Linked DNA regions of Homo sapiens: region 2 is linked to region 1. The links are chromatin loops, found by intact Hi-C in ENCODE. Cell type or tissue: mucosa of descending colon. All regions are shown on one strand. Links, peaks and the distances in the headings refer to the core of each region. The heading gives the core; the rest is flanking DNA. Region 1 overlaps KCNG3 (potassium voltage-gated channel modifier subfamily G member 3). Region 2 has its middle 19 kb from the start of COX7A2L.

What was found. Hi-C counts contacts between places; a loop is a spot of excess contacts. Peaks named below come from ENCODE experiments on the same cell type or tissue, not always from the same donor. Only the 100,000 strongest peaks of a DNase experiment are listed, where the experiment ranks them.
Region 2: a loop joins it to region 1, with 2.4 times the contacts of the local background. A loop is called at or near these places in 2 of 110 quality-filtered maps.

Annotation. Positions count from the first base shown.
Region 1 is chr2:42,482,306-42,486,706 of GRCh38, forward strand. The region is part of intron 1 of KCNG3 (potassium voltage-gated channel modifier subfamily G member 3); the gene reads right to left. Among named protein-coding and RNA genes, the nearest start is that of KCNG3, 9.5 kb to the right of the region's middle. In mucosa of descending colon, for the core only: no CTCF peak of the experiment used is centred there; no DNase peak of the experiment used is centred there.
Region 2 is chr2:42,377,617-42,382,017 of GRCh38, forward strand. No RefSeq gene overlaps it. Among named protein-coding and RNA genes, the nearest start is that of COX7A2L, 19 kb to the left of the region's middle. In mucosa of descending colon, for the core only: no CTCF peak of the experiment used is centred there; a DNase peak (open chromatin) is centred at 2,590.

The DNA.
Region 1 (4,401 bases), core at 220-4,219:
TAGTGGCTCATGCCTATAATCCCAACACTTTGGGAGGCCAAGGCAGGAGAATTGCTTGAGGCCAGAAGTTCAAGACCAGAATGGAAACACAGAGAGACTCTGTCTCTACAAAAAATTTAAAAATTAGCCAGGCAGTAGGCCAGACGCAGTGGCTCACACCTGTAATCCCAGCACTTTGGGAGGCCAAGGTGGGTGGATCACAAGGTCAGGAGTTCAAGACCAGCCTAGCCAACACGGTGAAACTCCGTCTCTACTAAAAATACAAAAATTAGCCGGGCCTGGGCATGGTGGCACACCCCTGTAATCCCAGCTACTCAGGGGGCTGAGGCACAAGAATCGCTTGAACCCGGGAGGCTGAGGTTGCAGTGAGCTGAGATTGCACCACTGCACTCCAGCCTGGCAAACAGAGCAAGACTCCACCTCAAAACAAAAACAAAAACACTCTAGATGGTGACGGTTGCACAATCTTGTAAATATCCCAAAAACCACTGCATTTTATGGTATGTGAATTATATCTCAATAAAGCTATTCTAGGCCAGGCACAGTGGCTCATGCCTATAATCCCAACACTTTGGGAGACCGAGATACATGGATCACTCAAGTCCAGGAGTTCAAGACCAGCCCGGACAATATAGCAAGATCCCATCTCTACAAAAAATATAAAAATTAGCCAGGCACGGTGGTGTGTGCCTGTAGTCCCAGCTACTTGGGAGGCTACAGTGGGAGGATCGCCAGAGCCAGGGAGGCAGAGGTTGCAGTGAAAGGAGACTGTACCACTGCAATCCAGCCTGGGTGACAGATCAAGACCCTGTCTCAAAAAAATAAAAATAAAAAAACAGCTGTTCTATTTTTTTAATTACGTTGTTTCCAGATGTTTGCTATTAAATGTGCTATTAAATGTGTTATTAATATAGGATCCTATTCATTACTAACTGCATATGATGATGGTTATCATCAATAAAGAATAGTTCTGACTTGCATATTTTAGACGGAAATTTAGCAGTATCTATCAAAAAATGTTTAAAGCACAATCCTTTTAACTCAGCTATTTTCCACTTTGGAATTTAGCCTAAATATATACTCACACCAATTTGCAAGGATATGTGGAAATGATCGTGTTCTGTGCCACTGTTTGCACTTTTGAAAAACTAGTATCAAACTAAGCATTTCTCAGCAGAGTAGAGTGGGAGCATGGGAATCAGAGCCCAGGGCGCCACTGACCCACTGTGTGAGTCTGGACATATTGGATAAAGTACCTAAATCTCAGGCATAAAACTGGGTAACAGCACTACTTCATAGGACTGTAATGAGACTTAGACGACAAAACACATGTCAGTATTCAATAAATATTAACTGTTACAATCATTACTATTATCATCAGATGAGACATTTATTAAATGAATTATGGCACATCCATGCAGTGGAATGCTATACAAATATTTAAAGAATGGGGGAGATTTATAAGAACTAATATGAAAAGAGTTTCTTTTCTTTCTTTCTTTTCGAGACAGGGTCTTGCTCTGTCACCCAAGCTGGAGTGCAGTGCCACAATCACGGCTCATTGCAGCCTCTAACTTCTAGGTTCAAGTGATCCTCCTACCTCAGACTCCTGAGTACCTGGGATTACAGGAGCACGTCACCACACCCGGCTAAATTTTGTAGAGACGGGATTTCGCCATGTTGCCCAGGCTGGTCTCGAACTCCTGAGCTCAAGCGATCCTCTCGCCTCAGGCCTCCTAAAGTGCTAGGACTACAGGCCTAAGCCCCTGCTCCTGGCATGAAAAGAGTTTCAAAATGTATCATTAAGTAAAAAAGGCCAATTGCTGAACAAGATCATAGAACAATCCCAATTATGTATTTAAAAGAGAAAATCTGACCGGGTGCTGTGGCTCACACCTGTAATCCTAGCATTTTGGGAGGCCGAGGAGGGTGGATCACCTGAGGTCAGGAGTTCGAGACCAGCCTGGCCAACATGGTGAAACTCCATCTCTATTAAAAATACAAAAATTAGCTGGACATGGTGGTGCACACCTGTAGTCCCAGCTACTCGGGGGGCTGAGGCAGGAGAATTGCTTGAACCAGGGAGGCGGAGATTGCAGTGAGCCGAGATCGTGCCACTGCACTCCAGCCTGGCAACAGAGCGAGACTCCGTCTGAAGAAAAAATAAATAAATAAATAATAAAAGAGAAAATCTGTATGTGTGTATATATATGTAATTGTATACACTTGCATGTATGTGTTTGTGTGTGTGTGTACACGCACATGTGTATATATGTTCATATGTGCATGGAAAGTTTCTCGAAGAATACCCAGAAACTGGGTGGTGGGATTGAAGAGATAGGGCAAGTTAACTTTTCACATTTTAACACTTTTTTTCCGATGAAGAAAGTTCTAATTTTACAAATATAAAAAGAATAATGTTGAAAATAACTTGCTTACCAAAAGGTAGGGAAAAAAGAAGCACTCTGGTTACAGAAAGGGCATTGACAAAAGAAAGTTTCCACTGAATTCTAAAATTGGCAGCAGCCTGTACACATTAAAAGAAACAGTCTACTGTGAAAGAACAGAATTTAACTGAGGTTCTGGGTTATGTACAATCCTATCAGAGATCTAGTAATTACTGACTTCTGAAAATATCCACCTTATCTGCACAGTAAAAGCACTAAGACTTTCATCTTCAGTTTCAAATACTGCTTTTTATTTTTAAAGTACTTAAAACCTATTGGATTTATGCAGTATTGAACTGAAAGGCAATCGAAATAATATAATTGAAATTTAAATTTCCATCACCTGGTGTTTCATTTTGATCATTTAATTTTTTTAATTGAGGATTAAAATAACACAAGAAATTTTAACATTTTAAAAATCTCAAATTCTCACCACCACAACACAAAGCAATACCAATTAAAGATCAAAATTCCAACATGAAGCAACTTTTAGAAAAAAATTTCTAAAGAGCAGATCAAAATTATAGCAAGACTTTGCCTGCTAAAGAGATTTAAAACTCAAACAAGAACACTTAAGCTGAGATTGACTAAGGGGACAAAGTCTATAGGCAAAAGGGACCAAAAAACAAAAGGGGACACTACTTTATGTCTGACCTTTCAGAAGTCACAACTTCTCAAATGCTGCCAGCAAAGAGCATTTTTTTTTTTTTAAGACGGAGTCTCACTCTGTCACCCAGGCTGGAGTGCAGTAGTGTTATCTCGGCTCACCGCAAGCTCTGCCTCCTGGGTTCACGCCATTCTCCCACCTCAGCCTCCCGAGTAGCTCGGACTACAGGCGCCCGCCACCATGCCTAGCTAATTTTGTTTTTGTATTTTTAGCAGAGACGGGGTCTCACCGTGTTAGCCAGGATGGTCTCGATCTCCTGACCTCGTGATCCACCCGCCTCGGCCTCCCAAAGTGCTGGGATTACAGGCATGAGCCACCGTGCCCGGCAAATGCTTAGTCATTTTAAAAAACAACTTGTCTATATGTTAAAATGAGAAACAGAACATTAATCTCCTTGGAAGTGTCAGAATAATACTCAGATGTTACTAGAAGGCAAACTGCCTGAAAAATCTAGTTTATCTTAATAATCAGATAAAACATTAAGAACATCACCATTCTAAGATTAATTCATTACTAGAACTGTTTATCAAGGGAGATTGTGAATGTGCTCACTATTATCTTTAACAGGTGAGACAGTCCTCTCAATGAGGACTAAACTCAGTTGTAAAGTAAGGAAAGACATCTATGATCCTTCTCCCACCAACATGCTGGAGATCCCTCTTCCAGAGTCTGCTCCCCACAATATCCCCAAATGGGAAGCAGATCCTGTAGAAAAAGAACTGGATTCAGGCTTACTGTGTGTGAGCCAAAGTAGTCAAGCGAGAGGGTCCCCAGTGCCTGTGGGCCCTAGCACAGCTTCACACAATAAATATCTCATACACTCTCCTAGTCCTGGTAGGTGAGCTGTCATTAATGACATAATAACACCCACATAATTCACCTGAATCCAGTCACGTCTCACCGTCTCCACTGCTATTCCCTAAGATCAAGGTCCATATGCTCTCAGCTGCCAGGTCTCTCCACATCTGCTGTTGACCCTCCCTTCATTCTCTACCCAGTGGTGTTTTTAAAACACATATCATAGCTTTCATCTGCTTAAAACCTTCCAAAGACCTCCCTGTCACATTTGGAAGAAAATCCAAACTCCTTCCCATGGCACACAGGCCCTGCCTGATAGGTCCCATTGCCCTCCAACCTCATCTACCCTTGGACAAAACTATAGCCCACATGGGCCTTCCTTCTGTCCTGTAGACAAGCCCAGCCCATTGCCATCTCAGTGGCATCTTTGCATTAGCTGCTCCCTCTACCCAGAACACTCTTCTCACTCAACTCACGTCACCTTTCACA
Region 2 (4,401 bases), core at 189-4,188, 100 kb before region 1:
TATGTGACATAATTTATTTTAAACAGGTTCCTACTTATCAACAATTGTTTTCCACTCCATCACTATAACCAGTGTTATAATAAATACCTTTGGGCCAGGCATGGTGGCTCATGCCTGTAATCGCAGTGCTTTGGGAGGCTAAGGCAGGGGGATCGCTTGAGACCAGGAGTTTGAGATCAGCCTGGGCAACATAGTGAGACTTCATCTCTACAGATTTGTTTTAAGTTAGCTGGGCATGGTGAGCACCTGTAATCCTAGCTACTGAGGAGGCTGAGACAGGAGAACTGCTTGAGCTCAGGAGTTCAAGGATGCAGTGAGCTATGATAGCACCACTGAACTCCAGCCTGGACAACCAACTGAGACACTATCTCTAAAAAAATGTGTGTGTGTGTGTGTGTGTGTATACATATGCCTTTGCACATATGCCTTTACATTCTCATACTAGAAGTGAGATTGCTGGGTTGGTAAAGATATGCATTTAAATTTTGAATTTTATTAGATACTGTCAAGTTATCCTCCAAAAAGGCTACAGCCATTTTCCCAGCCCCCCTTAGGCTATGTGGGCAGGCTGTAGGCTGCAGTGAGGAGTCCCAGTCCCCAGTACCATCCCCGTGTCTATGCCATCAGCTTAGCCTAAGCCTTATTTCCCAGTCAGTAATGAGGAGGCCAGAACCTACAGCAAAAGTTGCTGTGAGTAGGACATAGAAGGATCCACATCTCAAAGATGTTACCACAGTGCCCAGGATGTAGTACTCACCTCACAAAGTCAGCTGCCATTATTATCTTTTAAATTTTAGCTAATCTGATAAGCAAAAAAGTCATATTTTATTGTTGTTTTAATTTGCATTTCTGGAATCACTAAAATGATTATGGCAACTTCTCCTGAGAGTGTTGCTGGCTTCCCCACGATGTATTATGTATTTGGCCAATACGCCAATCTCATTACAGTGCTCTGCAGAGCCTCATCATACAGGCCTGTGCCCCAGACTGACCCAGAATAGACCCCTATTAGCCACAGCTGCACCCCCAGGGGGCCTGCCTCACTGTCCAGATCCCCTCTCCTTCACCTTCAAGGCCACACTGTGACTGGACTTTAAAGGGCAGGGATGCGGCCAGGCGCAGTGGCTCACGCCTGTAATCCCAGCACTCTGGGAGGCCAAGGCGGGCGGATCACGAAGTCAAGAGATCGAGACCATCCTGACCAACATGGTGAAACCCCATCTCCACTAAAAATACGAAAATTAGCTGGGTGTGGTGGTGTGCACCTGTAGTCCCAGCTACTCAGGAGGCTGAGGCAGGAGAATCACTTGAACCCGGGAGGCAGAGGTTGCAGTGAGCTGAGATCGCACCACTGCACTCCAACCTGATGACTGAGTGAAACTCCATCTCAAAAAAAAGAGAAAAAAGGGGCAGGGATACCTCAGGTAGTAGAGATCAGAGAGGCTTAGTTTTCCAAGACACTGGGAACCTGAGGGAGGGTCTCAGGAGGCCTAGAGACTCACGCCTACCCTTGATGGGACCACTGCTCAAGTCACCTATGGTAGAGTTGCCAGGCTTAGCAAACAGTAATACAGGATACTCTGTTAAATTTGAAGTTCAGAGTCAGGCATAGTGACACACCCTGTAGTCCCAGCTACTTGGGAGGCTGAGGTGGGGGGATTGCTTGAACTGGGGCAACATAGTGAGACCTCCTCCCCACTCATCTCTAAAAAAATAAGAAATTGAAATCAGTTAAACAAGGATAGCAATATTAGATGGGATATACTTATACTAAAGAAATTATTTTAAAACTATTCATTATCTGAATTCAAATTTAAGTGGGTGTGCTGTATTTTATCTGGTAGCCCTAGTTACCAGCTACTTTAGGTTTTTTATTAATCTGCTGTATTAGTTCTCTATTGCTGCTGTAACAGATTACCCAAATATAGCGACTTGAAACAGTACAGACTTACTCTCTTACAGTTCTGGAGGCCAGAAGTCCCAAATCAGTCGCACTGAACTAAAGTCAACATGAAGCCATGGCTAGTTCTTTCTGGAGGCTCCAAGGGAGAATCTGTTTCCTTGTCTTTTCCAGATTTTAGAGGATGCCTTTATTCCTTGGCTTATGGCTCCTTCTTCGATCTTCAAAACTAGCAGTGTTGCATCTTCAGATCTCTCTCTATCCCTCTCTGACTCTGACATTTCTGCCTCCCTCTCATGAGGGCCCCTGTGATTACACTGAGCCCACCCAGATAATCCAGGAGACTGTCCCCATCTCATGATCCTTAATTGCACCTGCAAAGTCCCTTTTTATTTTTATTTTATTTTATTTTATTTTATTTTTTTGAGATGTAGTCTCGCTTTGTCACCCAGGCTGGAGTGCAGTGGCACGATCTCGGCTCACTGCAACCTCCACCTCCTGGGTTCAAGCCATTCTCCTGCCTCAGCCTTCCGAGTAGCTGGGATTACAAGTGCGCACCACCACGCCTGGCTAATTTTTGTATTTTAGTAGAGATGGGATTTCACCATGTTGGCCAGGCTGGTCTCAAACTTCTGACTTCAAGTTACCCGCCCACCTCTGCTTCCCAAAGTGCTGGAATTACAGGCGTGAGCCACCACGCCCAGTCCGAAGTCCCTTTTACCATGTAAAGTCTATTCACAGGTTCTGAAGATTAGGACACAGACATTTTTAGGGGACCATTATTCAGCCTACTACACCTGCCTGGTAACCTTCACACATTATATTGCTTCTACTGCAAAAAACATTCTGAGTTCTAAACTCCAAAACCAACTTTCTTCCTCTATCTGCATAATAGCACTTGGCATATTCTATTGTGACTATTTTACATCCCTCTGTCTCTGTCTCCTGACTCATTTATCCCAGGCTGCCCTGTGCTTGGCACACAGTAGGCACCTGAGCCAATGATGATTGAATTAATATTAAATTGCAGATTAGGGTGTACCTCTAACCATGTATTTATATTATGGAAGTGAACAAGAGAGAGTGTATTGGGTGGGAATGTGGACTTGGGAAGAGAGATGGGGTCAGGACCAGAGAGCTGAGCAGCAAATGGAACACCGTGATCAGAGAGGCTCAGGTAGGAGAGAAAAGAATGAGGCAGAAGGAGATGAGCACCCCAAACTGTGACCCCTCCCTGGGTCCTAGGTGCAGACACGGTACATTTAGGAGGTGGTTATGAAAGTAGCACACCCCGAGGCAAGGATCTGGGTGTAGGCATTTTGAGAGAGTATCCCAGGTAGCTCAGTGAGGGAGCAGACCTGTTTACAGGTGACTGGAGTGGGGAGCCAGGGGGATATAGTGGGACACCAACATTATCTGCTCAACATGGTTATTACTAGGAGGTGAAATGCAATGATGTATACCTTAACTTTATTTTGTAACATTTTTAAATTTTGCAATTAAGAATACTTCCATTTTGTAAAAATATATATATATAGGTAATTGTAGGAAATATTCATGCCTCACCATTCAAAGTCCAATGCTGTGGCTAGGCTTCTCAAGAAAGATTGCTTTTCAACCTCCAAGACAGCTGCCACCTTTGACTCTCCTAATCTGATACATGTACAGAAAACACCCGTTGGCATTTCTGATTTGGGTTCACTAAAATTATCCTCTTTCCCCACCCCTTTCCTTGTCATGGTCTTTTTTTCTTTTCTTTTCTTTTTGAGACAGAGTCTCGCTCTGTCGGCCAGGTTGGAGTGTAGTGGCATGATCTCAGCTCCCTGCAACCTCTGTCTCCCGGGCTCAAGCAACTCTCCTGCCTCAGCCTCCTAAGTTGCTGAGTTTACAGGCGTGTGTCACCACACCCGGCTAATTTTTGTATTTTTAGTAGAGACAGAGTTTCACCATGTTGGCCAGGCTGGTCTTGAACTCCTGACCTCAGGTAATCTGACCGCCTTGGCCTCCCAAAGTGCCGGAATTACAGGCGTAAGCCACCGCGCCTGCCTGCTTGTCATGATCTTTAACCAGTTATCAGTTTCCAGTCACAGTACATCAGGGTCCATCTCTGATCATTAATGGTTTCCTCTCAAAAGAATATAAATCCCAGTCATTATAAATTCATCAAGTTCATTCTGTTAGGATGAACTTTTGTTTCCCTTTATGTTCTTGTTTCAATGAATTTTGTGTTCTTTGGCTGTTTACAGACCATGTGTATACCATATCTGCGTTCATTCTTTGGTCTTTGAGTTGGGATCATGAAGGGAAAAAGGGCCATAGAAAGCTATCATAGGTGACAAGACCTTTCTGAGTGTGAAGAGCTCAAGCGGGCTGCCAGGCTTCACTGTGGGGTCCATGATGACAAGATCGCTGGTCCCTGCCAGCCATCCCTAGGGCTGCTCCCAGGTGCAAATCCAGGATAGCAGTCCTCCCAAGACATCCCAGTTTGGGTGGATATGGGT